3 separate regions of the Mus musculus genome follow, and regions 1 and 2 are each linked to region 3. Evidence: chromatin loops called from intact Hi-C (ENCODE). Cell type or tissue: left cerebral cortex. All regions are shown on one strand.

Evidence for each region. Peaks named below come from ENCODE experiments on the same cell type or tissue, not always from the same donor. Only the 100,000 strongest peaks of a DNase experiment are listed, where the experiment ranks them.
Region 1: a loop joins it to region 3, with 6 times the contacts of the local background. A loop is called at or near these places in 2 of 42 quality-filtered maps.
Region 2: it touches region 3 in a loop (2.4-fold over the local background); 2 of 42 quality-filtered maps call a loop at or near these places.

What each region holds. Positions count from the first base shown.
Region 1 is chr8:117,066,096-117,074,095 of GRCm38, forward strand. It overlaps Pkd1l2 (polycystic kidney disease 1 like 2), which reads right to left. Exons shown (of 43, transcript NM_029686.4): 5 at 6,350-6,497; 6 at 1,989-2,218. Among named protein-coding and RNA genes, the nearest start is that of Pkd1l2, 12 kb to the right of the region's middle. In left cerebral cortex, a CTCF peak has its summit at 3,831 (motif pointing right); a DNase peak (open chromatin) is centred at 3,830.
Region 2 is chr8:117,250,270-117,258,269 of GRCm38, forward strand. It overlaps Cmip (c-Maf inducing protein), which reads left to right and starts at 6,750. Exons shown (of 21, transcript NM_001163262.1): 1 at 6,750-7,132. The coding sequence starts at 6,833. In left cerebral cortex, a CTCF peak has its summit at 3,308 (motif pointing right); DNase peaks (open chromatin) are centred at 6,379, 7,039 and 7,206; H3K4me3 peaks cover 2,249 bases; H3K27ac peaks cover 2,024 bases.
Region 3 is chr8:117,466,522-117,474,521 of GRCm38, forward strand. No RefSeq gene overlaps it. Among named protein-coding and RNA genes, the nearest start is that of Mir7078, 11 kb to the left of the region's middle. In left cerebral cortex, CTCF peaks have their summits at 3,901 and 4,890 (motif pointing left); DNase peaks (open chromatin) are centred at 3,435, 3,961 and 4,876; H3K4me3 peaks cover 305 bases; H3K27ac peaks cover 1,358 bases.

The DNA of each region.
Region 1 (8,000 bases), 400 kb before region 3:
TGAGATCGGTTTAGTAAGTGATTTTTTTTTAAACTTTCTGGATCCTCTCTGATCATTTTTTAAATTGTTTGTTTGTTTGTTTGTTTGTTTGTTTTTGAGATAGGGTCTAAAGTAGCCCAGGCTGTCCTTGACTTCATTCACTATGTAGCAGAGGCTGGCCTTGAACTTTTAATTTTCCTCTCTGAACCTCTCAAGAATCAGTATTACAGGCCAGCACCACTGTGTTCAGTCTGGAGACCAAACCCAGGGTTTCTTGAACGGCAAGTACTCTTCCAACAGCTGCAGCTGCAGCCCCGTTGTTATTTGTTTATGCCCTTGAAACCAGAAGTTTGTAGCAAATGCTTAGAACATCCTGATGATAGGGACACCCCCCCTTCAGTAAGAAACTGAAAAAGAGGCATGGGGGGGGGTGCACAAGAGTTGTGAAGCAGGAAAGCAGGAGAATGAACTTCAAGAGTTGTTTTCAGCCAAAATAGGTGAAGGTGTTTCCTCCAACATCCACTGATGACCTAGGACAGGCAAATCTCTATAAAACTCAGCCTGTTCCCCACAAAGTGGCGCCTCCCTTGCAGGCTGCAGATTGCCGTCCTAGCTGGATGCCAAATATTATAGTGGGTTGAAAATATGTGTGTGTAACCAGATGATATTCTTCCCAGTAGAAGCCATGCCAAATACATTTCTTGTTTGGATAAAGGGGGAAAAATAGGGGGAGGAAGAGGAGGAGGAGAAGAGGACATACTGGTGGTGGTGGTGGTGGTGATGATGATGAAGATAGTGGTGTTGATGATGGTGATGATAATCATTTGGTGATAATGGTGACAGCCCAAAGCCCTACAGGAGCAGGGCCCTTTGCTTTCATGTGTATCCCCACCTTCCCCACGCCTGGCAGAGCTGACACACAATTACATTTGTAGGAAGACTAAATAAATCAACAAAAGATTTTTTTTACTTTACCCCGGGTGCACATACCAGCCCCTGTTAGGCAGCAGGCACACAGGAACAGGAAGGAAGCTCACGAGTGCCGTGTCAGAGCCCCATCACATCCCCATTAAGACGACCGAGTGAAAGATGTCATACTGAGTCAGATCCTTCCTCATTTGATGATTACCACCATCATCATCACCATCATCACCACCATCACCATCATCATTACGCCATCACCACCAACATCCCCCACACCACCATCACCATCACCCTAGCTCTGCACTGCATAATTTATGTCAAAAGGTCTCCATTAAGCACTCTAACTGGACTATGCTTTGTGGGGAAAGATTGCTGTGGATAAGGCAGGGGTGTCTCTGTGGGCAAAAACGGTGCTACTTAAAATATCGATGGGAACAATCCAAGCCCTGGGATGGATGTGCCAAGGAGTAATGGATCGGTGGGCACAGTTAGAGTGATCTCTGTAATAAATTAGAGCGGAAGCTGTAACCAATCAGCGTAGAAGCCTTGGCTAATCAAGGTAGATGCAGGAACCAATCAGAATGGCCTCTGGCTTAAGTGGAAGACACTGTGTCCAATCAGAGTGTACCCTCGCCAGAACTGTGGATAGGCTTGTATCCATGTGTGAACCGCTGATTGTCAGGTTTCATGGCTACAGGATGGCGCCACGCAAGTGGTCAGCCCCTCCCAGTCCCACCCCTTCCTATTGAAACCCACCCCTCCACCCCCCACCCCCCACCCCCCCCGCCGCCCAGAGAAGTGGTATGGAGAGCCGGTGTTTCAGATATAGATTGTGGACTTGCAGAAAGAGCCTTGGGAAGGTGAGGGTTCTCGCCGGCTCACTAACCTAGCTTGGGGTGGATTAACGTGGAGTCTATCCTGAGTGTGCCATCACAGGTCAAGCACTTAGAGCCCTGAAGATGCCACGGGTGTTTAAAAAAATGAACACAAGGTAGCTAAGACGCTAAAGCCTCAGGTTAGCTGGATAGATTTGGGAGAGGCAAATCCCACCACGTGCCTCCACCTGCTCCATCCTGCAGACTCACCTCCATCCAGATCCACCTGAACCCACAGGGGTTCCCCAAAGACAGCCTGACAGAGAAGGCCGACTCCAGCTCCAGCCAGGCCAGTGCACCCAGTGATACGAGGCGTCTCCACCTTCTCGCAAAGGATCACTTGCTTCTGAGCAGTCACGTGCCACTCACTGGTCGTACACTCAGCAAACACTGTGAACTCCCCAGGAGAGCTGAACTGGTGGGTCACGTTGCTGGACACACTGTGGGAGGGAGAGCGGGGGTTCAACAATCATACATGAGTTCACAACTCTCGTGCTCTGCAAAGGCAAGATGGCAGGGGCGGGGGCGGGACCGCATGTAGCACAGTGGGGAGCGGTCTTGTCTAGCATGGATGCTGTTTGGAATTTGATCTCCAGCCCTCCGTTAACTGGGTGCGACGACGCCTATCTGTGGTCCCAGCACCCGGCAGGAGGAGGCAGAAGATTAGAAGTTCAAGATCATCCTCTGCTACATAGTGATTCAGAGGCTAGTCTGGACTGTCTCAGTCAGTCAGTCAGTCAGTCAGTAAATAAATAAATACATAAAAGTTTGACAAAGACAAGAAAAAGATGTCACACAACACGCCCTGTTCTCTATGTTAGGGGAGGTCACACTATGACAACTCAGCATGGGATCAGGAATAGCATGGATCAGCCTTGGAAAATGTCAGCTGCCAACCCTTTGAAAACAATTACGTGTGTGTGTGTGTGTGTGTGTGTGTGTGTGTGTGTGTGTGCCAGAGGTCAACCTTGGGTGATATTCTTCAGGAGTCCAGTGAACTACCGGGATCCTCCGGTCTCGGTCTCCCCAGTCCTGGGATTACAATGCATGCCACCATGCCTGACTTTTTATGAGGGTGCTGAGCATCAAACTCAAGTCTTCTTGCTTGCATACAAGCCACCTCTCCAGCCCCTTGGAACAGCACGAACCTTATAGAACACATGCTTCTGGAGGCTAAAGCGTTCGTTGTCTTCTCTCCTTTGTAGCAGACGACCCATGGGTCCCCAAGAACCTCCGTTATGTAATCTCTAGGAATCCCTTTAGTTGAAGGGAGGTGCTTCGCCCCAAGGACATGTTGTGCCCCCAGGCACATTCCCCCTTCTATTATTGGTGGCTCAGGGCCAGTGTGTGGGTGACAGTCCCCAGATTGAGAGTTACACAAGCTCAGGGACCCTGAGGGATCAGCAGTGTCTCCCATGGCACTCCACTTTGACCTCACCCTTTAGTCTGTCTCCTCCTCCTCCCCTCCTCTTCCTCTTCTTCCTCCTCCTCCTCTTCTTTCTCCTCTTCTTCCTCCTTCTCTTCCTCCTCCTCCTTCTCCTGTTCCCATCAGTATCTGGTCCTCCGTACCTACTCATTTTCCTCTCCCAAGAACAGACTCCTCCAACAGGCAAGCATTAACAGCTTTTCCTGGGCAGAACACCTTTGAGCTTCCCAGAATCTCTCATCTTCCCTTATACCCACGAGTATAGGGGGATAAGCGTTTTGCAGGGTACGACCTGCTTTTTCAGGTCCAGGCCAGTCCCTCCCCTAGATCAGAGTTTCTCAATTTTTGGGTTGAGACCCCTTTGGAGTGGAACGACCCTTTCAGAGGAGTTTAGCTTTAGATTTCTTCGCAACCACCAACTCTCTGCCTCCCAGTGGCCTGTGTGCACCTAGTTCCTCCACAAGGCTTATGTTCCCTTGTAATTAGCATTTTCCCCAACAAGATTGTCTCCCCAGTACAGCCTAAGTATCCAGGCAACTCCTGATGGGGGGGGGGGGGGGGGGACAGAAAAACAGTCAATCCTCAGTCTTGCCAGTAGGGGGCACATGTCACCCAATTCTGGGCTTGGACAAGGTTGGCTTTATATAAATTGTTTTGTAAGACCCACAATACAATCTCAGATATGCAGAGGCTTTTCCAGGGCAGAGAAAGAAAACAGCCTGACATATGCATGAACAAGGACATCAAATGCAAGGCGAAAAGGGTGCTTTCAAGGAGAACCCTCTGGTTTATCAGGCTAGTTCTCTACAAGGTCGTGTAGGTATCCATTGGTAGGAGTGGGGTTCAATTTTAAAGTTTCTACCTCTTAGACTAACAAGTGGCTAAGCACTACTAGAAGTCTATAGTTTAGTGGTAGAGCACTAATTTAGCATGCATGAGACCCTAGGTTCAAACCCCAGCATTACAAAAAGTCGAACAAGTAAGGGGACTGGGGATATGGCGGCTCATAACTATAATCCAAGCCCTCGGTATGAGGCAAGAGAGTAAGAAGTTCAAGGCCAGCCTGGGATATGTAGTAAGTATGGAAGGAGATTCTATCTAGGAGAGACAGAGAGAGAGAGAGAGAGAGAGAGGGAGAGAGAGAGAGAGAGAGAGAGAGGAGAGAGAGAAACAGGCAGACAGACAGACAGATAGGCAGACAGACAGACAAATGGGGGGTGACTCAGTGGGTAAGCTTGCTGTCAGGCCTGGTGGTCTGAGTTCCATTCTCAGAACCCACGTGGGTGGAAGGAGATCTCTGCCTCCTTAAAGTTGTCCTCTGGCCTCTCTACATGAGCATGTGGCAATGTTTTTAGAAAGAAGAAATAAAAACGAAAGAAGGAAGGAGAGCAGGGAAGATAGGGAATTAAGCGAAATGACATTTGCACAGTATGGCACTTGCGTAGTTAAAACATTCTGCAAGTTGGGTGCTAACACTGTTGGCAAAAACAAGAGCGCATGTATGACAAGGGACCATCCCGAGGTGAATAGAAATGACAGAAGTGGCTGGGTGATTTCAGGGTCCAGTGGATTGTTAAGACAGGGGAAATTGAATCACTTGGGTGGGGTGAGGGTGGAGGGGCATGGTGTCATCTATTTCTCCTGAAAGAGACAAATGCTGGTGACCTTTGCTTAGAGCTGCTGCCCAAAGAGGTGTCAGGGAGAAAGGGTTGCTTATGTGTGCTGCACACACATGTGCATGCATGTGCATGTGTGTATGGGAGCATGTAGAGACGAGAAGAAAACTTCAGATGTCAAGCCTTGGGTCTTGTCCACCTTTTTTATATTTATTTTTTTTAAAAAAAGATGTATTTATTTATTTTTATTTTATGTATATGAGTACACTGTAGCTGTACAGATGGTTGTGAGCCACCATGTAGTTGCTGGGATTTGAACTCAGGACCTTTGACAGAACAGTCAGTGCTCTTACCCACTGAGCCATCTCACCAGCCATTCATTCATTCATTTATACCACAGGTGTCTCTCATTAACCTAGAATTCATCAAATAGGCTAGGTGGCTGACCAGTGAACCCTAGGGGTTCTTCTTGTTTCTGCTTCTACACCACTGGGAAGACAGGTTAGACCACTATGCCTGGTTGGGGGTTGGGGGTTTTGTTTTTTAAATGGGTTCTAGGGAATAAAACTCAGGTCTTTTACCCCTGAGCCAATCTCTCCAGCTGTACTGGCTGCTTGACACAAGTTAGAGATATCAAAGAAGGAGGGAGCCTCAGTTGAGGAAATGCCTCCATGAGATCCAGCTGTAAGGCATTTTCTCAGTGATCAGTGAGGGAGGGCCCAGCCCAATATGGGTAGTGGTATCCCTGGGCTGGTGGTCCTGGGTTCTATAACAAAGCAGGCTGAGCAAGCCATGAGGAGCAAGCCAGTAAGCAGCACCCCTCCATGGCCTCTGCATCAGCTCCTGCCTCCAAGTTCCAGCCCTGTTTGAGTTCCTGACCTGACTTCCTCCAAAGATAAACCATGCTGTGGAAGTGTGAGCCGAGTAAACCCTTTCCTCCCTGACTGCTTTTTGGTCACGGTGTTTCATTGCAGCAATAGAAACCCCTACTAAGACACCAGCCCTGTCATCTTGTTCTCACGGACAAAGCCACTGAGGCTTAGAGCAGTGTGACATGGTTCAAGGCACACAGACAGGGTGGCCAAACTGTGATGGGAAAGGACTATGTGACAGAGCTCGGGTGGCCAGAAACCAGATGAAGTGACACAAGTTGCAGCAGTGGCACCCGAGCACACTGCCTGGCACCATCCTAGGGCAGAGCTGCCAGTCCGCTTTGAAAGAAAAAAGCCAATAGCACTCTCTCAATTCTAGAACCCACGTGGAATCCAGCCTGGGCCAGCCTGTGGAATGGTGAACAACACATGCCCTCAGCTGACATCTAGTTAGCCATGGGACATGTGAGAGAGGGGGAGGCCTTCCTTGTCCAGTCACCCACAGGGTCAACCCAGCCAGGAAATCCAGCCATCCATCTGTCCCCAGAACCGTGAGAAATGAGAGGTACGGTTCCAGCCATCGGGTTTGGGGGTAGCTTGTTATACAGCAAAAGCTGACCGATGCAACCTGCCGTAAGGATCAGAGGTCACTCTTACCTGGGAGGGTTGTAGGGGTCAAAAGTATAGCCGTCTCCCATGCTGAGTACACAGGACAGGTTTCCAGTGTAGGGAGAAAGGAGCCACATCAGGGAGATGGTGACATTGTCAAAGATGAAGCTCCCGTTGGGCACCACCAGCCGCAGGCCTGCAGACCAAGCAAGACGTTCTGTGAATTTGTGAACCAATGGTGTTTGTTTCTCCTCAAGACTCACATCCTTCTACCCATGTAGCCATTGCTTTTCTATAAGGCATTTAAAGTTTGTTATAGTTTTACTATTTTGTTTTGTTTTATTTTATCTTGAGACAAGAGTCTCGTTCTATATCCCTGGCTGTCCTGGCACTCACTGTGTAGACCATGCTAGCTTCAGACTCACAGAGATCCGCTTACCTCTGACTCCTGATTATATTTACTTTTGAGAGCTCTTTTTGTTTGTTTGTTTGCTTACTTACCTATTGTGTGGGGCACATACATGAACATGCATGCATGTGTGTGTGAAGGTTAAAGGACAACCTGGATGAGTCAGTTCTCTCTTTGCGCCATGTGGGCTTCAGGGATGGATCTCAGGTCATCTGGTCACAAGAGCCTCTACTGTTGAGCCACCTCTCTGACCTTTTAAATGTTTTTCATTTTAATTTTTACTTTTTTTTAAAAAAACAGGATCTATATATCTCCACCCTCAAACACAAAACATAGTTCCAGAGACCTTGAACTTCTGAGCCTCCTGCCTCTGCCTCAGGAATGCTGAGATTACAAGCATGCCTGGATATCTGTGGTGTTGGGCAATCAAAGCCAGGACCTCTCACATACAAGGCAGGTACTCCACCACATCAAGGCCAGCCTCTGAAAGCACACACACACCTCAAGACCCCTGTTCTGATGACTAGTGGCAGTCATTGTCACCATAATCCTGGATTGTTTCTTAGAGAGATACAGGCACACAAGCACACCCAAACACACATGTTCTTCTATTTGCACAGATGGACAAATGGTGCGGGCCATGTTTGCTACCCAGCACCTTGCATTTTTTAACCTAATGCATCACAGAGATTGGTCTGTGGCTGTCCTAGAGTTGTGCTCTTCTGTTTAACAGCTTCATAATACACCTTAATTTACTTACCTGGGACACCAATTATCCAAGTCTATTTTTTAAAAAAAAGATTTATTTATTATATGTAAGTACACTGTAGCTGTCTTCAGACACAACAGAAGAGGACATCCAATCTCATTATAGATGGTTGTGAGCCACCATGTGGTTGCTGGGATTTGAACTCAAGACCTCCAGAAGAGCAGTCAGTGCTCTTAACCGCTGAGCCATCTCTCCAGTCCCCAAGTCTATTTTATAATGGCTAAAACTACTAACACAAACAACACCCCCGTCCCCCAAAAAACTTCCTTTAAGAATGGCTAAAAGTGCCGGGCATGGTGGCATACACCTTTAATCCCAGCATTTGGGAGGCAGAGGCAGGCGGATTTCTGAGTTCGAGGCCAGCCTGGTCTACAGAGTGAGTTCCAGACAGCCAGGACTATACAGAGAAACCCTGTCTCGAAAAACAAAAACAAAAAACAAACAAACAAAAGAATGGCTAAAAGTGGCAAATGAGTTGCTGTAAACTGGTTCATATTAAACATTGTAAGCCTTGAATTTCA
Region 2 (8,000 bases), 220 kb before region 3:
GGCATAAACACACACACACCACACACACACACTCCACATACATACACCCCATACAAAGTACAAATAATCGATTATGATCTATAAATCAATAATAAATGTTATATTCTTTTCTAGATGTATTTTTTTAATTATGTCTAGCTGGGCAGTGGTGGCACATGCCTTTAATCCCAGCACTTGGGAGGCAGAGGCAGGCGGATTTCTGAGTTCGAGGCCAGCCTGGTCTACAGAGTGAGTTCCAGCACAGCCAGGGCTACACAGAGAAACCCTGTCTCAGAAAACCAAACCAAACCAAACCAAACCAAACCAAACCAAACCAAACCAAACCAAACCAAACCAAACCAAACCAAACCTGTCAATCCTCCCTCCAGCCCCAAACGTTATGTTCTTTTTGCTTGTTTGTTTGGAAGAAGGTTTCTCTATGTAGTCTTGGCTGCTGGAACTTGCTATGTAGACCAGGCTGGACTTGAACTCACAAAGACCTTCCTATCCCTGTCTCCTGAGGGCTGGGGTTAAAGAAGTGTGCCTTGTTATAATCTTTGTTCGTTTCTGATTCCGATGACTGAATTCATCTTGAATTATGTGTGCCTGTTGTAGAGTTTACCAAGCTTTCTCTGTAGAATGTCCAGAAGGGAAATATTCCAGATGTGGTAGTCCAGATGCTGGCCTTGGCATGTTTGACTGAGCCCTGGTCCACTGTATACAATAGAATAGGGCGCATCTCTATTCATTGCTTTCATTGCGGTACTGGGGATTATGTGTGCCATGCGAACATTCTACCATGGACCTATACCCCCAGGTCTCTTTACTTTGAAACAGGGCTATGAGACACAGTCCAGGCAAGCCTTGAACTCTTGGTGTTGTCCACATAGGTCTCAAACTCCCAGTCTTCCCGACTCTGCCTCTCTCTCAGCTGAGATTACAGACCTGTACCATTACACCTGGCTTGTGGGGTGCATCTCTTCTGAACTTCCTGTTCAGCAATGAACTCAATAGCTCCTAATGAGTCTCAGTGGGAGTCTTTACACCAGGGGAGTTGGCAAGCTGTGAAACAGGGCTTTCTTTTATTTTAGCAAGCCGGCTTGTTTGCTTGTACCCCTGGATGCAAAACTAAGCCTCTCCAGAAGGAACCCTGCCTGCCTGGTCTGCGTCAAGATTTGCATGCCGTTTCATGAGCTATGCAAAAGAGATTGCCACTGGACATGGCACTGAACTTCACGTGCCCTTCCCTAGCAGGGACATTACCACTTCATCAAAGTCCTTAGTAGAGCAGAGGACTCACATTCTTCTGTTTCTTTTGTTATCTGTATAGCTCTAAAACTTAGCGTGGAAAGGGGAATTTTTTTTGGGTGTCTGTCCCATGTAAGGGGACTCTGGATCCTTTTATTTTTTATTTTTTTGGTTTTTCGAGACAGGGTTTCTCTGTATAGCCCTGGCTGTCCTGGAACTCACTTTATAGACCAGGCTGGCCTCGAACTCAGAAATCTGCCTGCCTCTGCCTCCTGAGTGCTGGGACTAAAGGCATGTGCCACCACGCCCGTCTTTATTTTTATTTTTTTTGTTTTTGTTGAGACGGGGCTTCTCTTCGTAATAGCTCTGGCTGTTCTGGAACTCACCCTGTAGACCAGGCTGTCCTAGAACTCCCAGAGATCTGCCTGCCTCCGCCTCCCGAGTGCTGGGACCAAAGGTGTGAGCCATCATGCCCGGCCTTTTTAAAATTACTGTGAGACAAGGTCTCCTGTAATTCAAGCCATACAAGAGCTTACTATATAGCCAAGGATGACTAGAAGTCAAGACGATCCTCCTGGTTCTGCCTCCTGAGATCCCAAGAGCTAGGGTCACGGGCAGACACTACCATGCTTGGCTTCCTTGCGATGCTGTGAGCCTCTGCTTCACTGATTCTAAACGAAAGCCAAGAGGTAGCATTACCTAAAGATGACAGAGAGAGGATTCATTACCTAAAGATGACAGAGAGAGGATTCAGGGTTTTCTGAGCACTGTCTCAGGGAGACATCAAAGGTATCTGTGACGGCTCCCAGCCTTCCCAGGGGAATGAGGAGCCATGCAGAAGTGCAGAGCAAGTCGATCTTGAGTTAGGTTTTGCTTCTTATTTTCCTCTTAATACGTTTTATTTTATGTATGTGGGTGTTTTGCCTGCATATATATCTGTGCACTACATATGTGTCTGGAGTCCTTGGAGGCCAGAAGGGGGACTCCTCCAGTTATGAACTACAGACGGTTGTGAGCTTTCAAGTGAGTGATGGGAACCGAAACCCAGGTTCTCTGTAAGAATATGCTGAGCCATCTTTCTCATGTGGCTCAATCTGGCCTTGAACTTCTGATCCTCCAGCCTCCACTTCTCCTGTGCGGGGAGTACAGACATCTACCACCACACGTAGTTTGTGTGGTGCTGGGGACGGGACCCAGGGCCTCGTGTAAGCCAGGGAAACCCTCCCATCTGAGCTATAGCTCCCGTGCTCAGTTTTAGGTTTGAATCTTGGCTGGCTCTCTTGAGTTCATCAGCTGACTCACTGTGAGTCTTAACTTCCTCTCTCTAAAGATGATGGCTTTCTGGGCTGGCAGGGAGAGCAAACCGAAACCAACAGAATGTCTAATTACGGGACCTGCTGCTGAGCACTGGTTGCTGCTGTCATGACACTTCTGTTTAATGTTTAAGGTATCAACCCACTGACTGCACTGAGCATGTCTGAGCTAAATTCGGCTTAGTCACCTTTCTGCTGGAGCCTGGACCCTGGATCAGGAGAGGACGGCTACAGCTGTCCCAGACACAAAGAGCAGCTCTGTTGACACAGACTCATCCACCCAGTGATTTGGACTCAGACCATCTTGCCTTCCCACCAGAGTGCCCTTGACAGACGCATTGCTGGCTTCCTCTGGGCCAGGTTATGTGGCTGCTACCCTCGGTCACACCATGCTATAGCCAATGGCCTTGTGAAAATGCCACGTGCAATTCACTCTGCACCTACTCCATGAGATCACTCTCTACTACTCCCGTTTCTGGGCTTGCATTTCAGGGCACTGGCCACATACCGCACAGGCCTCTACCCATTGCCTCTGCATCCTGACAAAGGTCTATAGTTTTCTGGATGAGCCAAACAGCCTTCTAACCTGTCACCTTTTTGTGAGCAATTTACCTTCCCCGCAGCTTCTGTCCCCTTACCTGGTCCCTCCACACACACACACCCCACACACACCTTCCTTTTTAAGAAAATGTATTATTTTCAATGGTGTGGGTGTGCGTCTGTGTTTATGCAGTGCATGTGAGTGCAGATACTCTTCAAGTCCAGTAGAGGGCACTGGATCACCCAAGGCCCTAGTGACTGACACGTGGTTTTGAGTTGCCTTTTCTGGGTTCAGGGACTTAAACTCAGGCCTTCTGCAAGAACAGAAAGTATTCTTTCTTTCTTTGTTTTGTTGTTTTGTTTTTCAAGGCAAGTTTTCTCTGTGTAGTCTTGGCTGTCCTGGAACTTGCTCTGTAGACCAGGCTAGCTTCGAACTCACAGCGATCTGCCTGCTTCTGCCTCCTGATGGTTGGTGTGCGGCATCACCCGCTGGTCAGAAAGCACTCTTAACTACTGAGCACCTCTGAGTCTCTTCATCTGATTTCTAAAGCCCTCTTGGAGCTGGGACACATGCCCAGTGTCATGCTTACTCGATCTACCTGGGTTAGGTGCCCCTCTTTCATCTAACCCCAAGTACAATGTGGCCACTGTCTGATTTGTGCACGGCTTCTGGGCTCTGAGCCCATCCTGACTAGCTGGGGGCCCGGATAGGCCATTCGATCGCTCTGTGTCCTTATCTGCAGGAATGCACGCTGAGAGCATCCTTGCGGATCTCAAGAGGTTAGGGGCCACTGTGACTGACAATAACAGCTACTAATAACCCATTTCCCGGCTTAGGCTCACAGATAGCAAGGACTCAACAAAGGTTTGTGTGGGCCTGACCCCACGCCTAAAAAGGCTGGAGAATGGTTCTCGATCACCACCACCCCTCTACACTCATCTTCATATCAGGGGGCTTGGGGATAGGGCTTTCTTTCTCTTATTGGTCAATGTTTTCTACAAGCCTGTTGAAGTTTGGCACTTGAATAAACTGTCAGTGAATGATGGGCAGGTAATGAATCTCCAGTTTCTAGCCTAATAGTGTCTCCCCTGGGCCACAGAGACAGCTTTTGCCCATCTCCAGCACGGACAGAATGGGAGCTCTCCCCGCACTCCCCAAGACATGCAGCACACAGAGAAACCTTGTCTCGAAAAACGAAACAAAACAACAAAACAAGAAACATGTAGCTTAGGCTGGCTGCTAACTCATGTTCCTCCAGCCTCAGCCTTCCTAAGTGCTGGGCTTACAAACTTGTGCTACCACAACTGGCTAAGTGTTTTACTTAGTGAGGGAGGCAAGCTGAAACCTGTCTCCTCCTCTTCCTAGCCCCTGACGGCTGTTCTTAGTGTGCCTTCAAGAGCTGGCATAAGTAAATAGTCCCATCTCAGGGACGCTAAGAACTTTCTGTGCTATTCACTATATAGTGAAACCCAGGTCAACGCTTGCATTCACTACTACTGGGGCATTCAGTACTCATAGGAGGCAGAGAGAGCTTGTGTGTGTGTGCATGGTGTATTTGTGTGCACGTTCATGAGTGAATGCAGACATGCACATGTCACAGCACTTGTGTAGAGGTCAGAGGTCAATCTTGGGTGTTTTTGTTTTCCACCTTGTTTGACACAGGGTCTCCTGTACTGCCACTGTGTATGCCACGCTAGCTGGCCCGTGGTCTTATGGTGGATTTTTCTTTTCTCTGTTCCCATTTTGTAGTAGAAGCACTGGGATTATAGTCACCTGGGACCAAGTCAGTGTCTGTGAATTCTGGGGATGTGAACTTGTGTTCGAAGCAATTTCACCATCTCTTGAGACCAGTTGTAGGTGTTAGAGATTTGACTTGCCGGGGACTGGAGATGAGGAAGACGTGTGGAAGGGCTCCTCCCCACCAATGACGGAAGGGGACTTTTTTTATTGTCTCCAAGTTGTCACATTGGCCCATTTGATGCCTGTCCTAGTGTGGGAACTGAAGACCAGGGTTGGCCAGGTTTAGTCTGAGACTCTGGAATGGCCTGTGGTGTGGGTGGAACCCAAGGCTGCTAGATCACTCTGGGGGAGATTTGTTTCCTGAGACCCTTGGAGGGGCTCTCCTCAGGACGCTGAGGGTTGGTGTCCTCTCCCAGTACTGCCTCCCAAAGCAAAGGCCAGGAAGCATCAAAGACCAGAGAAGAGGCCTTCTGTGGGGGCTATTTCAGAAGAGGGAGGGGGCATTTCCTTAAAATTTTCTCTTCCCTTCCCTTCCCTTCCCTTCCCTTCCCTTCCCTTCCCTTCCCTTCCCTTCCCTTCCCTTCCCTTCCCTTCCCTTCCCTTCCCTTCCCTTCCCTTCCCTTCCCTTCCCTTCCCTTCCCTTCCCTTCTCTTCTCTTCTCTTCTCTTCTCTTCTCTTCTCTTCTCTTCTCTTCTCAGACATATACTACAAGTTGGCTTCGAACGCACAGCCAAAGATGACCTTGAATTCAAGTGCTTGCTTCCAACTTCCTTAGAGCTAGGATTATATGCTCATGCCACCTTGTGGGGTTAGGTAGTGATGTAGTGTCCGAGAACCAATCTAGGGTCTTGTGCATGGTAGATAAACACTCTCCTGACAACTGAGGTACACCCCCAGTCCTATTTATTTATCTTATTTTGTTTTTAAAAACAGGGCCTTCTGTCTCGACTGGCCTGAAATTTACTATGTAGCTCAAACTGGCCTTGCGCCCACAGCAATCCTCCTGCCTCAGCCCCCCCTGAGTACTGAGCTTGTAGTGGTGAGCGACCATGCATAGCTCTGTGGAGCGGGATAGTTTCAACCCCAAGAAACTGTTCTGTGGACCCATCTGGCCATCCCTGGGGAAGCAGCTTGTGTTGGAAAGGCGGTGTCAGGGGTGCAGCGGGCAGAACCCCAGCTTTCGGCCCAGTCTTGGACTAGGAAGGGGAAGTACTGGTCGGCATCCTCTTGGTCATGGGGCTGACTTTATTTCCCAAGCCCGGCCCAGGATGGCGTGGTGGTTAGGGGCGCAGGGCTAGTGCTCAGCTGTGCACCCTCGGGGGCGCGGCCCGCGTGACGTCCCCTCGAACACTACCCACATTCCGGGGCGCGGCGCGGGGACTGTCGACGCTTGCCCAACCCCGGCCCCCTCCCCAGGGGCCGCCCCTCCCGTCGGGCCGCGCCCGCCTCCACCAAGTCCCCGCCCGGGGCCCGGCCCATCCCGGACTCCGCCCGCCCCGGGGAGGCCGAAGCCGCTGTTGCCGCCATTGACGTCAGAGGGCGGGCACATGACCCCGCGGGGACCAATCGCGCGCGCCAGCCTCCCGCAATCTCCCCGGCAGCCGGCGCGGCCCCCGCCCGCAGCACACACTCGCGGACGGACGCGGACACACGCACCGCACAGCGCGCCCGCGCGAGGCCGAGACACGCCCGCGCCCGCCGTCCCCGGCGCCGCCCCCGCCCCCCGAGGACCCGATCCTCTCTGCGCCCCGCGATCGCCCGCCGCCCTCGCCGCAGTCGCCAACCCGTTCGCGCCGGCATGCGCCCCAGCAGCTAGAAGGAAGCAGCCCAGGAAGCGCCCCGCGCGCCCCCGCCTGCCCCCGCGCGCTCCCGTTCGTCCCCGCGGGGCGCCCCCAGCCCACGCCCCCCCACCTTCCCGGCGGTGGGGGGGTGCGGGCCCTCCGCGGGGGCCCCGCCGGCCCGGCCCCACGCCAGCCGCGATCGCGCGCGCGGCCCCCGCCCCGGCGCGGCCATGGATGTGACGAGCAGCTCGGGCGGCGGCGACCCCCGGCAGATCGAGGAGACCAAGCCGCTGCTTGGGAGCGACGTGTCTGGCCCCGAGGGCACCAAGGTGATGGGCGCCGTGCCTTGCCGCCGGGCCCTGCTGCTTTGCAACGGGATGAGGTACAAGCTGCTGCAGGAGGGCGACATTCAGGTCTGTGTCATCCGGCACCCTCGGACCTTTCTCAGCAAGATCCTCACCTCCAAATTCCTGAGGCGCTGGGAGCCGCACCACCTAACGCTGGCCGACAACAGCTTAGCATCCGCCACGGTGAGTGGCCCTGCGTGGCCGTGGGGCTTCCCAAGCTGGGGTCCCTCGGGACCGAGGCGCCCCGCTGCTTGTCTCCGAGCGCGCGGCCCCCTAGTCCCGGCCTGCGCACGGGGCTGGGCTGGAACCTCTAGACTTGATCCTCCAAGGCAGGCTATGGGAATCCTCTTTCGTGTCCTGGACACTTAGCCCACCCGGGCTGAGCGCTTGGGGACTTTTGCCTAAACGCTTGCGTTTCTGATGTCTGGGACCCTAGACTGGGCCCTGAGGATAGTGGTGTTTGTTCCTTTTCTGAACTCGTTGCCCATCTGGATCTGAGCTACAGGAGAAAACAAAACGCAACCCTCTCCTCCATAAAAGCCGTAACCCCCCAGCGCCAACAATTTCCAGAAAGCAACTCCTGCGTTTGCTTTAGCCTGCCTTTACCCTTTTTTTTTTCCCCTGCCGGGCCTGGCAAGGCAAAACCGGGTGCCTGCCCTTTCTAAAAATCTCCTTCGCACGTTAGGAGGTTGGAGGGTGGGGGGCAGGGGGCCGAGGTCCTGGACCCGCTCAGACCCTGGGATAGTCGAGTTCTCTGGGTAGAAGCAGCTGGGCTGCCCAGCCTGCCCTTGCGTTGTCTGTGGAGCGTGTGTAAGCATGTTTTGTGGCTGCGTCCTGTTTTGTTACAGTTTTTTTTTTTTTTTTTTTTTTTTTTTTTTTTTTTGCTGTGTGGCCAGGGCCAGGTCAGCTGGATGAGATGGAGAAAGGAGGATCTTACTAGTTGCTTTCGGAAATCGAATCTGCAAATGGTGGCCTTCTTCCTCCTGGGGACAGACAGCTGTGGTGGGGTCGAGGAGGGGGAGTGGGGGCGGTGGGCAGGGCCTATACAGGA
Region 3 (8,000 bases):
AGGCTGGCCTCAAACTCACAGAAATCAACCTGCTTCTGACTCCCAGGTGTTGGGATTAAAAGCGTGCCCCGCCATGCCCCACCCATCCTTGGCTTTTTTTTTTTTTTTTAATGCTCTCCATGTAAGAGTAAAAAGACTGGCCCAGCTCCACATGGCTTGCCTGCCTCCCCTCATTTGTGTGGAGGAGAAGGGCTGAGAATCCAGAAGGAAATCAGGATGCCCCAGGGCACAGGATGCCTTCCACGTGGTTGGGCACAGCCTTCTATACACACTCTGGCTGCTGGGGAGCTGCTAGGTGGGGTGTGAGGTCATTGACAGGGAGCTGAGGATTGCACTAAGCCCAAAGCTAGATAGGGTGGGCTACATAGGAAGACTCTCAGAAGCACTGTTTCCAGTGCGTACATTTTGGGAAGCAAAAGGGAAACAGGTGGAACTGACCTGGAATCCTTTTAAAGACAATGGTCTCTTATGTAGCCCGGGGTAGCCTTGAATTCAAGATGCCCCTGCCTCAGCATTCCACTATGCTGAGGAGTACCTCTGTCTTGGTTACGGTTTTATTACAGTGAAGAAACAACCGTAACCAAGGCAACTCTTTAAAAAAAAAAAAAGATTTATTTATTTTTATTTTATGTGCATTTGGTGTTTTGCCTGCATTCATCTGTGAAGCAGGAAATGCAGACAGTTGTGGGTGCCGCGAATGGAACCTGGGTCCTCTGGAAGAGCAGCAAGTGCCCCTAACCACTGAGCCATCTCTCCGGCCCCTCAAGGCAACTCTTTTTTTTTTTTTTAAGATTTATTTATTTATATGTGAGTACACTGTAGCTGTCTTCAGACACACCAGAAGAGGGCATCAGATCTCATTATGGATGGCTGTGAGCCACCATGTGGTTTCTGGGATTTGAACTCAGGACTTTCAAAAGAACAGTCAGTGCTCTTAACCGCTGAGCCACCTCTCCAGCCCTCAAGGCTACTCTTATGAAGGAAAGCAGTTAACTGGGACTGGCACATCACTGTGGCGGGAAGCATGGCAGCGTGCAGGCAGACATAGTGCTGGAGAAGCAGAGAGTTCTACATCTTGACTTGAAGGCAGCCAGGAGGAGACTGGGATTCCATACTGGGTGCACACGAGACGTCAAAGCCGGCCCTCATGGTGACGCACTTCCTCCAATGAGGCCACACCTTGTAATAGTGGCACGTCCTGTGAGCCAAGCCTCTAAGAGCATGAATCTATGGGGATCCAAACCTATCAAAGCACCGCACCACCAGGCCTGGCTGGAATCGATTGTAATCAAGTGATTATTTATCCACAAGCATTCTCCTTTCAACATGCAACCGATGTAAAAATAGCAATGAAGCAGTGGGCATGCTCTTACTTCCCATAAGAGGCTTCGAGACACCGTGGTGTAGGATTAGAGTGCACCTAAGTTTGGCTATCTACATTTTAAGGGCTCAGCAGATGTGGTACGGCCAGTTCTAGGACTTCTATAAAACAGGAGTCCAGAAAATGACTCTGAGAAGCAGAGACACTCAATGGCTGGAGTTTAGTCCCCCACTCCCCCCAGTCTTCCCCTTTAACAGGGTCTCCTGTAGCCCAGGATAGCCTATGACTCTCCATATAGCCAAGGATGGACTTGAATTTCTCGTCCCATGTGGCACCTCCCAAGTGCTGGGGTTGCAGCCGTCCACCACCACAACTGGCGTTATTGGTGGTGATTCCAAGGCGTTGCGTATGCTAGGCGCAGCTGGTTGAATGCAAAGAATGCGGCAGTCATGAATATGACAGCCTACTGCATGTCCAATAGGAGGGAGAAACAGATCTGACCCACACATTTGCATGGTATAACTGAATGGATACTGGGTTAGTGGGGCGTGCTGGCTTGCTGGGCGATGGAACGGAGTCAGTGACTCAGGTGTGTGAGCCATCTCTAACAGACAGGATTGGAGGGTGGGGCTGGGGTTTGGGGAAAATGCAGGGACTTAATTATTTGAGCATACTGGGCAAGCTGTCTAGTGCTGAGCCACACCCCGACCCTAAACTGCAGTGTTTTGTTGTTGTTTTTGTTTTAGCTTGCATTTCGAACAATCAGGTGTGTCCCTGGGGCAGTCAAGTCAGAGATTCCTCAGAATTCTGGTGGTCCTCTGTGGCCACTGCGGGTTGCAGCCTCCCTTTGTTGGCACAGGCTCACATTCTCTCAGTTTGATGAGTCCATGCATGTGGCTTCTAAGACAGAGAACCCATCGAGGGCATGGGAGCACCGGGAGGAGCGGGGAGGCACAAGTGCTGACACAAACAGGTGTCATTCAAGACAATGAAGACATCTGAGATTGACTGTGGTGGCTCTGTGAGTCTGAGACACTATAAACATTAGCGTATGGACCATAGGTATATGTGGCTGATGTGTGTATGAACTGAGTCTCAGGGCTGTGTGAGAATGTATGGGGGGGGTTGTCTCCATGTGTAGCTCAGGGTGCTGTAGGAGACCCTGGATCCCATTCCCACCCAGCACGACACACACAAAGTTGATTTTTATTACACTTTATGTTCATTTATTGGGGGGGAGGGGGGAGTGCGGGGCGGCAGGGTCGAGGAAGAGCTTGTGAAAGGGAGCGTTCTCTTTCTCTACCACATGGCACCTGGGGATTGTTAGGCCTGGGGCCCGAGAGGTGGCTCAGCGGTTAAGAGCACTGACTGCTCTTCCAGAGGTCCTGAGTTCAATTCCCAGCAACCACATGGTGGCTCACAACCATCTGTAATGGGATCTGATACCCTCTCCTGGTGTGTCTGAAGACAGCTACAGTATACTCACATATATAGAATAAATAAATCTAGAAAGAAAGAAAGAAAGAAAGAAAGAAAGAAAGAAAGAAAGAAAGAAAGATAGAAGAGAAAAAAAAGTCAGCCGGGCATGATGGCACACGCCTTTAGTCCCAGCACTTTGGAGGCAGAGGCAGGTGGATATCTGAGTTCGAGGCCAGCCTGGTCTACAAAGTGAGTTCCAGGGCAGCCAGGGACACAGAAAAACCCTGTCTCGAAAAAATAAATAAGTAAATAAAAGTCAGACTGCCAGACCTGGGGTCAAATGTCCGTACTCACTGAACCATCTCACCAGTGTGTGTGTGTGTGTGTGTGTGTGTGTGTGTGTGTGTGTGTGTAGAAAGAGAGAGAGAGAGAGAGAGAGAGCATATACATCTATTGTACACAGGCACCTCAAGGACTCAGGAACGTATAAAACACAAGCCATCTGTGACCTCAAGCCCCACCCAGTCTAAGTGAGGAGGCAGCCATGAGGAGAGTGGATAAAAGGCACAGGACCTCTGAGAGGAGCCTGGGTTCAGAGGCTGCCTAAGTCCAGACGGGAAGACTCTGGGAATGACTCCCCAGAGTGGAGATGAACCAGTCTTCCAGGCAGAGGGAGAGCATGTCGGGACACCCTTAGGCAGGGCCAGGCTTTTGGGAAGGGCTGGAGAGACCGGAGGGAAGACCTCTAGATCTGCACAGCAGAGGAAGGGCTAACTAAGGCCTCTTGGATCTTTATCCCAGAACAATGAACTGGGGTCGGGTATAGAGTGGGGTGTGCGCTAAATGATAAGCTGGGAAATGGTTGCCTTCCCGGCACCTTCTTCCCCATTCTCATTAAGTGCACATGCGCTGTGGGAGGGGGCTGATGATAAATGGAGCAGGAAGCAGGGTCTGTTAAGCAAGCAACCAGCTGAGGGCACTTTGAGGACAAAATGGGGGCTGCCAAAGGAGGACAGGTAGCAAGGTCCACCGGGATGCATGCACCTGTCGAGGGCCGCTGGCATCCCCGCATCCCCTAATGGGTCAGATCAGAGGGCAAGGCCGGCGGCTTCAGCACTCCGGGGTCCCAGCTGCTGCAGATCAGGGCTGAGGCTGGGCTGAGCTGGCCACTGGGGGCGGGAGGCCTCATTCCCAACCTGGGCCCCTGACGTCAATGTTACCATGGAGACCCAGTTTCCCTTACAGGAGGCAGCTGCTGCAGAGCTCCCCCCTTCAACACGCTCGCGCGCGCGCACACACACACACACACACACACACACACACACACACACACACACACACACACACCAGGCTGGGAAGGAGGGCAGTAGCAGTCAGAGTAGGCTGAGGCTCACAGGCTGCAGCTCAGCCCGGAGCACAGTCCTTCCTGCAGGGAGGAGGAGTCAGGGTGCCAGGACCAGGAGGGCTCCCTGCCTGCCCGCCCCTGGGTCTCAGATGTGGCTGCGTTCTTGCATTGGCTTCGAAGGTAGAAGGACGGGAAACTCTGTGAGATGGAACCTGGATCCCCCGCTTTGGGGTCTAGAAACTGTAATCTTAGAATCTACAGTGCGGAACTGTAGTATCCTTGCAGGAGCTGGGCGTTCTGCAGATCTCCTCCTTCAGAAGGGTCCAGCCGAGGGCAAAGAGCACCAATTCTGTGCTAGGTCTATAGCTCAGTTGGTGGAAGGCTTGTCTATCTTTCACAAAGTCCTGGGTTCATTCCCAAGTGCCAGATAGAACTGGGTAAGGCGATAAATACTGTAACCCCGGCACTTGGAGGATGGAGGCAAAAGTGACCAGGAGTTCAAGGTCATTCCCCATTACTTAGTGAGTTAGAGGCTAACCTGGGCTACAGAGATCTTGTCTCAAAGAGAGAAGGAAAGGAAGGAGGAGGGGGCAGTAGAAGAGGTTTCTGCCTGCCCTCCTCCCTCACTAGATCTGGGCAAGGCTCCTCCACTGGGTGAAGTGGAGTGCTGGGGTGTTGCCCTGCCCCACATTTGAGGGCTCCACAAATATTTCTGTGGGCCATGCTTGTATCAGAAAACAGCAGCCAGCAGATGGAAAGGGTGGAGGAGGGACAGTGCTAGGGCTCGGCTGCCCCCTGCTGGTTGCTCCTTGAAGGGGAATGAGGAGAGCCCTAAAGTTTCCAGGTTGTAGACACTGAGCGAGAGCTGAGCTACCCCCCACCCCCCAGGCGGTAGTTCTGTCATGTCCTTCTTTCTGGTCTCCTTCTGTTGTTTCCAGACATGGTTTCTCTGTGTAGCCCTGGCTGTCCTGGAACTCACTCTGCAGACCAGGCTGGCCTTGAACTCACAAAGCTCTTCCTGTCTCTGCCTCCCGAGTGCTGTGATCAAAGGCATGCACTGCCACCGCCCAGCCTTCTTTCTAGTTTCTTAACGACTGCTGAAGAAGGCTTCTATCTCAGATGTGTTCCTCTGAACTACCCCTCTCTGGTTCTTCCCCAGCCCGGGTGTGAGGGTGGATAAAGTACTCTCTCTCATTCCCGTTGCTGTCACCCTTGACCCTGGTTGGTTACTGTGGCTTTTTTTTTTTTTTTTTGGGGTTGCTGTTCCAGTGGTGGCCCAGGTGTGAGCTTTGACAATCACTGTGGAACAGGGACAAGGTAAGAGTTGGGTCCCCGACCCAAATCCTCTACTGTGAGCATTCTTCAGACTCCTGCAGTGTCTCAAGGATCGATCGCCCCTTTTTGATTTTTTTGTTTTTGTTTTTGTTTGTTTGTTCGTTTTCGAGACAGGGTTTCTCTGTATAGCCTTGGCTGTCCTGGAACTCACTCTGTAGACCAGGCTGGCCTCAAACTCAGAAATCCTCCTGCCTCTGCCTCCCAAGTGCTGGGATTAAAGGGATCTGCTTCTGCCCTGAAATCGGTGTGACCCCCACCCCCTGCCACCAGCTACCAGCTTTCTAGCTCCTGAAAATGGGCGTTTTGACCACAGCTACCTCTCTGTGCTCAGGACTGCTTAACACACTTCTTCTCCTTGGTCAGGCAGGGACAGCCTGGCAGGAGTTCACTTCTGTCTCTTGAAGGCACAGTGTCTGCCAGCCGGTTAGTCTGTGCACATCCTTTAAAAACCTCTAAATGAACAGATGAACACCTGGAGGTACTAGCTATTTCCCCAGGGCATCAAGACCTGAGACTAGCCCCGAACTAACTCTGGTCCCTGACTGCCTGGGAAAGTCCCCCAGACATGTTAAATGACCCAAGCAAGAGATGTGGCATGCTGTTGTCTGTGGGAACACATTTTTGTTTCTGTTGCAAGTGGTTAGCAAGCACTAGGCAATGAGGGTGCTTGCCACTAACCCTGATGATTTGAGTTGAATCTCCGAGAACCGCATGTTGTGGGTAGAGAACCAATTCCCCTAAGTTGTCCTTTGATCTTCACATGAGTGTTATGGAGTGTGTATGCCCAGCCCCCCAGCGCCACTAAATGTAATTAAAATGTGTGTATCCTAAACTCGTCATTTTGACCTTCTTGTGTGTGCCACGTTACTGGAGATGGAGCCTGGGGCCTTGCATGTTCACACCCTGAGCTACATCCCTAGCCCCTGGTTTGAATCACTTTTTTCTGCACATGGCTCATTAACTCTTTATTTCCATCTCCTCTCTCAGTGTCTGACAATGTCTTTCTGATGTGTGTCTCTAACTGCTCCATTTAGCTACTCTGTGGATCTCTGATAAGTGGAATCAAATGATGCATACCTTCTGCATCCAGCTTATCTCTCTGAATATGTCTTCCGGGGTCATCCTTATTGTAGCATGGGTCATCACTGCCGTCTTTTTCATGGCTATATAATATTCCACTCTCTATACATGTCCCACCCCAAAATAGTTTATTGTGTTTTGTGTAGACACAAGTAATTGTGTGTGTGTGTGTGTGTGTGTGTGTGTGTGTGTGTGTGTGCAGGCACACATGTGCCACAGGGTACAAGTGGAGGTTAGAGGAGAGTGTCTGGGAGCTGGTTCCCTTTTGCCATGGAGGTCCCAGGGATTAAGCCCAGGTTGTAAACTTGGCAGCAAGCCCCCTGATGTGCTGAGCCATCTCACAGGCCCACAGCCCACACTGTGCTCATGCGTTCATCTACCGTGAGTATCGGGAGACATTCACGTTGGTTATCTCTCCTCCCTTGTTCTTTCTCGTTTTTCTATTTTGAAGTCAGGACCAGCTGTGATCGCCTGGTAACTCTTTAATTGACTGTTTTATATAAATTGGCTTTTAAAGTGTCCCCAAGGAGAGAACAATGGACTCACTGCGGCTGAGGAACTAGCGCTAGAGCACACAAGGCCCTGGGTTCTGCCCACAGGACCCTTTGAAAAGCAAGCCCCTAGCTGGGCAGGCTACACAGTTTACTCAGTCAAAACAAAACAAAACCAAAAACAGCACAACAAACAAGAGAGGAAGAAAGAAAGAAAGAAAGAAAGAAAGAAAGAAAGGAAGGAAGGAAGGAAGGAAGAAAGAAAGAAAGAAAGAAAGAAAGAAAGAAAGAAAGAGGGGCTGGTGAGATGGCTCAGTGGGTAAGAGCACCCGACTGCTCTTCCGAAGGTCCAGAGTTCAAATACCAGCAACCACATGGTGGCTCACAACCATCTGTAATGAGATCAGACTCCCTCTTCTGGTGCTGTCTGAAGACAGCTACAGTGTACTTACATATAATAAATAAATAAATCTTTAAAAAAAAAAAGAATTTGTTAAAAAAAAAAAAGAAAGAAAGAAAGAAAGAAAGAAACAAAGAAAGAGAAAGAGTCTTGCTAGTTATGCTCAATGTGATTTTTATTTGTTTGCTTTTTTGGTTTTTGTTTTTCTTTTTCTTTTTTAAAAGATTTATTTATTTATTTTATACATGAGTACACCACCATTGCTCTCGTCAGACACACCAAAAGAGGGCATCAGACCTCATTACAGATGGCTGTGAGCCACCATGTGGTTGCTGGGACTTGATCTCAGGATCTCTGGAAGAGCATTCGGTGCTCTTAACCGCTGAGCCATCTCTCCAGCCCCTTTTTTTGTTTAGCCCTAGCTATATTGGAACTCACTCTGTAGACCAGGCTGGCCTGAAACAGACCTACCTGCCTCTGTCTCCCAAGTTCTGGGATTAAAGGTGCATGCCTTTATTTTATTTATTTATTTATTTATTTATTTATTCATTCATTCATTCATTCATTCATTCATTCAGTGTGTGTGTGTGTGTGTGTGTGTGTGTGTGT